Linked DNA regions of Mus musculus: region 2 is linked to region 1. Evidence: chromatin contacts called from ENCODE Hi-C or POLR2A ChIA-PET data. All regions are on one chromosome and are shown on one strand. The core of a region is the stretch at or near the end of the contact, and the rest is flanking DNA. Distances in the headings are between cores, read along the strand shown.

The links. A loop is a pair of places that touch in the nucleus more often than their neighbours do. ChIA-PET counts read pairs that join two places held with the same protein, here RNA polymerase II (POLR2A).
Region 2: a map of heart shows a loop between it and region 1 (2.4-fold over the local background). The contact joins the promoter of Mrvi1 here to the enhancer-like site in region 1. A Hi-C loop is called at or near these places in 1 of 37 maps with a recorded cell type or tissue (heart). POLR2A ChIA-PET finds 5 or more read pairs at or near these places in 2 of 5 experiments (Patski and embryonic stem cell).

The regions. Positions count from the first base shown.
Region 1 is chr7:110,939,808-110,943,670 of GRCm38, forward strand. The region is part of intron 2 of Mrvi1 (MRV integration site 1); the gene reads right to left. Among named protein-coding and RNA genes, the nearest start is that of Gm16336, 37 kb to the left of the region's middle. Within about 2 kb of position 2,229, at least 1 of the 3 ENCODE cell types and tissues checked has a DNase peak (open chromatin) inside an H3K27ac peak, as active enhancers do; it is heart, where a contact is called at or near this core.
Region 2 is chr7:110,980,449-110,984,311 of GRCm38, forward strand. It overlaps Mrvi1 (MRV integration site 1), which reads right to left and starts at 2,013. Exons shown (of 21, transcript NM_194464.3): 1 at 1,565-2,013.

The sequences.
Region 1 (3,863 bases), core at 979-3,478:
TCATCTGACTGAAGGAGAATGAAGTCAGCAAATATCTTCTTTTTTTTAAAGATTGATTTATTTTTATTTATATGAGTATACTGCAGCTGTCTTCAAACACACACTAGAAGTGTGCATCAGATCCCATTACAGATGGTTGTGAGCCACCATGTGGTTGCTGAGATTTGAACTCGGGACCTCTGGAAGAGCAGTTAGTGCTCTTAACCACTGATCTGTCTCTCCAGCCCAGCAGATACCTTGAAAAGGTTTTTGACCTGAGCTTGTGTCAGTTGTAGAGGGAGTTTGGTAAGCCCTTCTGCCACAAGCTACAGTACACTAAAAGTTAAATCTGTTACTTTGGATGCAAGACATAAAGTAATCAACCCAGAATGCCCAGAAAACCCTCTTCTGCCTTCGGGCTTACATATTGCCAGATGGTGCTATGCAGGATACTGGGGGAGAAAAAACACCAACCATCTTACCCAGTAATGTACCCTGCACACTACAATACTGGCCTGCCTGGCAAGATGTGTCCACTGATGGAATAGTGGTATAATGATTATGAGGGCAACAATCCTTTCTGATCGATGTGAGCCCTGACCTCCAGGATGAATTTCATGCCTGGTGCTATAAACCTGATCAAAAGTCCATGACTTAGGGAGATGGATCGTAGATCACAGAATAGAACTTACTGTTGTCTTACTAAATGGTCATACTCTCTAACTGCCTTCTAAATATGTATGCTTATGCCCATAGATTTGTGCTGCTCTCAATTTTACAGAGAAGGTTCTTTTCGCAGCGGGTGGTGGTTAACGCAGAGACTCATAATTGGTCAAGGTGCCGAGTATAAGTAACTGTGAGTGCTCAGCTGTCAAGGGGTCATCTTGTCAACCTCCCACCATCCAAGGCTCAGGGAACATCTCAGAAGGGGGGTGGAGTGTAAGAATCAGTAGGTGGAAAGGGAAACTATAAAATGCTAACCTTTAGCATGACACGGTTGTTGAATACACCAACGCACAGCAGCTGTGCTTACCTGCACAAGACCTTCATAAGATCAAGCCAGTCAAAATTCCCTCACCTTTAGCAGAGGAACTACTGTGAGTCAATAGCTATGGAGGAGTCATTCTCTATCTGGAAAGCAGCTGCTAGCAAGTTAGCCACGCCTTCTTGTGCATATGGAAGAAGCATCACTAAGCAGACTCGGGTAATTATTAATAACAAAAGGAGACAAGAAATGGGAGAGAGATAGATGGGCACTATGGAGAATTAAAGGAGGGAGTGGTGGGTGGGTAGGATCAAAATACATTATATAAATGTGGGACGTTTTCCAAAGAGTAATTTTTTAATCTAAAGCTAAATGTATGAATACAGCTCAGTAGTTTCCGGTGCCCGGATGCCTGTTATCATCAAGTGGCTTTGTGTGCAGGGAGGTGGAAGACAGAGGTGGAGTGGTGAATGCTGGAGCTGACAACAGGAAGCCAGATGCTCTGTCCATGAACTCGAGCAACCTGTTCCTAGAGACTTGTAGAAACCCTCAAAGGAGAAAAGAACTTGGACAAGTGGAACCCAGGCTCTTACTGACAGGAGCTCCTATACCCCAAGTGTGCCAAGCACCTCTGAGGATGCATGCTGTCCCAATGAGTCAGCTTCCTAAGTGGTTCCTGGTCACAGCTCAGGAAAGTACCGATGACTTGGTCACACTGCATCTGGGGTCTGTGGCTGCACAGTGAAGAAGAACAGGTCTGCATGCATTCTCCATGCATTCTGCTCCAGGTCCCTGCCCGACTTCCCTCAGTAATGTACTGATACTTGGAAGTGAAACATAAAATGAACCCTTTCCTCCCCAGGCTACATTTTGTTGTGATGTTTATCACAGCAACAAAAAGCAAACTAAGACATAGGGTTTTTCTAGCTGACAGCCTGTCATTCTGTGGTCCCCAAAGGTCCAAGGTATGTGTCCCAACAGCTTCAATTCAGTCAGCACTCTGTGTCCTGGCCTGGGCCCTAGAGAATGCATACTGCTGAGTCACTGCCAGAAGGCTTCACTTCACTGTAGGGATAGATTACGAATTCCAATTAGCAGTTGCAGTGAAGAGAACAATATAGCTCTCCTACTTCAAGGGTTTTGTTGTGAAGACTCAGCTAGCACTCAGGCTAGTGGTGGGAAACAGAGGCTTGGGACTGGAGTATTCAAAACTAGGGCTGGACCCCAGGGAGCTATAAACTTGGAAGGATGCTCTGTTCCTTGCCTGTTTTACAGAGTGGGAATTTACACAGAACGGGAACTTCCGGCTGAACCCTGGCCAGCCTTGCTTTCCTGGCTGCCTGACTTCTGTACTCTTGGGGAGTCAGGTTTCTTTCTGCCCCTGGAGGCTCCAGCTAGCTTGGGAGAGCTGAACCTCCCCTGTGGCCATGCTACCTCAGGAGCCCAGTGTGAGCAGAGGCTCTTTATGAACCATGCCTATCTGGCTTCCGGAGAACTAAGAGAGGCCCAGAGCCTGGTAGCAAGACCAGAAAGTAAAAGAATGAAAGTCTCACGTGGACCTTGAACCTCTGTGCAAGGGTATAAATTGCCTCAGGGCTGAGCTGAGCAGGCTGAACAGAAGTGGCAACAGCTAACCCTTGTTCAAAGTAGCACACAGGTAACCACGGGGACTCTAACAATCAGAAATCTAACAGCCTTGGTTCTAGGTCTCTGGATGAGGATGCAGAGGAGCTGGAATTCAAGGCCAATGTGGTCAGACCACAGAGATCGCAGTCTTAAACCCTGTTCTCTGTCTTCTCTGAGGGACCTGGGCCTCCTGGATCCCATTTGGCTTGAGTCCCTCAAGCATCCTCCTCCAGATTCCGGTGCTGTCTCAGCCATTGCAACTTGCAAAAAAACAAAAAAAAAACAAAAACAAAAAAAACAAAACAAAACAAAAAAAAAAGTCAGGATAGCTTCAGATTCCTACAAGCCCAGAGACAGAATCACAGCACCTGAAAAGCCTTCAGAGACCATTAGAACCCATCTCATTATTCTTTAAATATTAGTTTTGGCTCCAGGTCACAGGTAGGCGTAGCTTGTGGGGAACTGGCTTTCAGGGTTCCTACTGGCCAATCAAGGGACTTAACCATTGACTCTACAGCTAGCACATGGGTTCCTCCCAATGCTGTACCTCTAAGAAGCTTCACCCAGGCCCTGGTCTTCATTGAGCTGGACCAACAAGCAGGTAACAGCCATGGGGGTAACAAGGGGGGGTGGCTTAATAAGGTTTGAAAGTACTTTAAAATATATTTACTTTTTTTTTAAGTGTGTGTGTGTGTGTGTGTGTGTGTGTGTGTGTGTGTGCATGAATGTGTAGGCCAAAAGAGGGCATCAGATATCTTGAAGCAGGAGTTGCAGGCAGTTCTGGATGGATGCTAGGAACTGAACTCAGGTCCTCTATAAGAGCAGCACCCTCTCTTAAATGCTGAGAGCTACAGATGTAGGAAGAATAGGACTCCTATTCTTCATCTAGGGATGAGGCTGTTTCTTTGCTAATCTTTTATTATACTCAGTTTAGGAGTGCTTTTGTTTGTAGGAGGTCAGGGGTCTCTGTGCTAGAGAGGACAGGTACTAGGGAAACCTGGAATGTCAAACACACAGGGTTGTTCCTTTGAAAGAATGGATGTATGACCTGTTATCTGAACACAAGGCTGGGAGCAGCCTTTGAGTTATATGTATGCCCTAGACAACACTAGAATCTCCCTTAGACCCTTATTGAAAGCTTGTTTTTCTCCATCTATAAACCCATTTAATGGATGGTGCCACATGTACTTTACAAAGAGTTTCTGTATAGTCACATCTGAACTTTATTTAGCTTCATTTGTGCTTTATTGTACACACAGGGTTGAGTTATCAT
Region 2 (3,863 bases), core at 763-3,262, 40 kb after region 1:
AGTGTCCCACCTAAAGGGACAGCTAAAGCTGTCCTAGCAATGCTGTGGGGTCATGTGACACTTCATGATGCCCTGGATGTAGCATGAGGGTCTATGCTTCTACCACCATCCTCTCAGAAACAGGACCCAACAGAGGTGAATGGAGCAGGGGTGTGTGTGGGATGGGAGGTGTCAAGAGCGGAACCTCTAGAGATGGCCAACTGAGGTCACATCAGTTGTGGGACTTCTCTGTGGCTCAGCAAATACATTTATGGACAATGTCTTGTTCACGTTGTGGCAATTGGCACAGTTTTCCTTCTGAGAGGGACATATAGGGTTCATGGAAATGACATGCCACCACACATATGGAAGAAGACATGGTCTTGAACACAGACAGTCATCTCCAACACATGCACATACATGCCGCTGAATTATGAACCAAATATAACAGAGACAACTGCATTATCACTTAGCTGAAAATCAGAGGCCACTATTGGAGGTGCTCACAGTTGTCAGGTGGGGACTGGTGTAGGCATGCTTTCAAATCCTAGCTCTGACCCTTCTTGTGTGACGTAGGCAAGGTGCTGAGATGATGAGGAACTGCACATGCCCCGCTAGTGTGTATCACCTCTTGTTGTGAGAGAGACTCTTCCTCCCAAGGCCTGCCTCACTCCTGCTCTAGCCTGGCAGCGCTAGCAGCTTTCTCCCTCTCCGGGCAAAATACAGCTCAGCCAAGTTCAGGGCTGCCTTGCTTTCTATGCCACCCGAGAGCTGTCTGAAGAGTGTTAAAGAGCAGCAGCTGTCACTTGTGGAGGCAGGAGCGCCAGCCAGGGGTCCTGGGGCCATGCTGCTGTTTATGCAGACTATGAGGCCTCTCCAGCTTTTACAACTGTTTACTGTGCAGGAAGCAGCCCAGCAGCTGGGCTTTTCCTGAGCCTCGCTCTGCTACCCTCTCTTTGAGAAAGTCGGCCCGAGTGCCACTCACTCTAGGACCTCTGGAGAGGTGCAAGCTAGGATGTAGGCACACACACACACACTCACACACACACACACACACACACACACACACACACACACACACACATATATATACAGAGAGAGAGAGAGATCTGTGAAAGGGGACATGATGTGGTGGGACAGGGGACAGATACAAAAAGAGAGATGTGACCAGAGCACAGGTCAGGAAGATAAAGCATAGAAATGGACAGAGTCAATGGTGAAGATGGCTGGACAAACGGGTTCACACGCAAGACTTGAGAGGGAACAAAGGAGAGACACGGGAAGCCCCAGGGAAGAAAGGCCAGCCTGTCTGCTTTGCACAGCACCGGGCATTTCTCTACTGTCACAAAGGATCCTGCAGGAGAGCCAGGAGTAAGGGGCTTAGTGAGCAGTCACATCTTTACCCCAAACTGTGCGTGCTTTCCAACAGCAAGTAGAAGGGGCAGGATTTAGTGAGGATCGTGAGTTTCACTTCTTATTTAAAACTTAAGACAGCAACAATAAAAAGACTCGGCTAAAATATCACCCAACCAGGCCACCTCCCATGCAACTTAAAGTTAAGTGCCCCCATCCCAGCGCCCTGTACCTTTAAGGAGGAGAAGACGCCTCTCTGCTTCCCTTGGGCTGAAGAGGCAGGTTATTCTAGGCAATAGCGATGACTTACCTAAAACTGAGTTATTCCCCTTTCCTCCCGGCCAGCCTCTCTTCACTCTGGGGAGCTTTTACCATTTAAGGTCAATGTTACATCTGGCTCCAGAGCTCCAAGCTGAAAAGCTCTGGCTGCAGAGCCCCAGCTGCCTGCCTCCTCCTCAGAGAGGGGCTGGATGAGGGGCTGGGACTGGGAACCAGTGTTCCACCAGGGCCCCCTGCAGCCTGGCTCTGGGTTGAAAGCAGGAGAAGCCTTCCAGCCAGCCTAGGGTTCAAGGAAGGTTGGGCCTGAATAGTAGCCCCTATCCCCAGGCTTTTGCAAGGGGCACCCCCATAGCCGATGGCAGTGCCTTGGGGCGGGGAGCAGTTGAAGATGCTGGACTCTGTCTGTGCCAGAGGGGTATGAAGGGGACATCTGCAGACCAGCCTCCCACCCCTGAGTGTCCAGCAAGCATGTGAGCCTAGATAAGATCCTGGCTCACCGCCAGCAGAAGCTGGGAATGTTTCCTGTCCCAGGGATTTGGAGGCGGAGGCTGCTCCCATCTTAAACCCTCGGGATTGCTAGAGAGAACAGGGGCATGGTGAGGGGGATTAACTAAGTCCAGGCCTGGCAGCAGCCCCAGGGGTCAGCCCCAGCTCCTCCACTTAACCATCCTGTAGCCTTAACATAGCAAATCTCAGTCTATTCATCTCTGAAGTGGGACAACAATGAAAAATCAGGACACTGTGGGTTAGGGTCTCATAGGTACTAGAAAGGCACGGAAGAGTTTCCAACCCTGAGTTACCTCAACTCCGGTGGGGAAAGCTGCCTTTCTTCTGCCACGCTTGGTCTTCATCCTCAATATAGTCCAAGCCTGGGATCACAGACTGTCAACCCTAACACAGCCACATGGGGGCCCCACAGCCCCTTCTGCAGTTAGAGACAGCAACAGAGAAGCCCTTGGGAGGGGTGGCCAGATAACCAGATACTCAAATTTAAATCTCAAACGAAATGCTATTATTTCCATATAAGGATGCCCCCAAATACATAATTGTACCACAAGATTGTATGTTGCTCATTTGAAGTTAAATGAAACTGGGCATTTTTACTGGCTAAACCTGAGAACTCCACAGCAGATTCACTTGTTGGTCCTGTGTGAGAGCTCTAAAGGGTATTACAAGAACTCCTGGGAGCCAGAGGCTAAAACTGAACCTAAGGCTTTGCGTGCTTGTGAGTGTATGCACACTTTTGTATGTGTGTAAGCCTCTTAGTAAACACCCACTCTATTCCTAACAGTGCACTTGATACTTTGCCTGGAAGCAAGTGTCTATCTCACAAGTGTCTTCTCAAACAGAATCATTACATCTTTCTTTTGAAAAGGAAATCGAGGCTCAAAGAAATAGATCTGCTCTTCAGATGCTCTGCAGCCTGAGTGCCAGGGCCTAGACATGAGCTGAGGTGGTTCCATCTACAACTCCTTCCTCTTTACCACCTACCACCCTCTCCACCATGGCTCTAACCGAAGGGGTCCTGTACGGCCTCGGTGAGTCTCTGAGCCAGCACTTGGCTGTGTTTCTCCTGGTGGTGGCCTGAAGCTTTCACCAGACTCGCAAGGCAGTCACCAAGTGACTTTTTAAAATTCACTTCAATTACAAGCATTTTATAAAACATCACTTGGTGACTGTGCAAAGTGGAGCAGACTCTATAAGAGGACACATCAGGGCTGACAAGGTTATAAGGCTTGTGCCCTTTGACCCAGTTCTACTTCTAGGAATTTATTTTATAAACAACTCCCACACTAGGGAAATGACAGATGAGCATGATTACCCGCTGCAGCATTGTTTATAAAAGCAAGGGATTAGGAATGGTATAAATGTCCGCTACTTGGGGGCCATAAAAGAAGATGGGTGCAGCCATAACAAAGGAGACGGGAGTTCTTGCTGTAGTGATGGGAAAAGCCGTTCAGACAGTGGTTCTCAATCTGTGGGTCACGACCCCACTGGGTTTGCATATCAGACATCCTGTATATCATAGATTTACATTACGATTTATAACATAGCAAAATTACAGTTATGAAGTACCAATGAAATAATTTTATGGTTGGGGGCTTACCACATAATAAGGAACTGTATTAAAGGGTCAAAACATTAGGTAGGTTGAGAGCCACTGCTCTGAGATATATTAGTACATGGGGAGATACTGAAAAGAACACCTTCTACCACATGGGTGGGGAAAAGTGTATGTAGATGTGTATTTA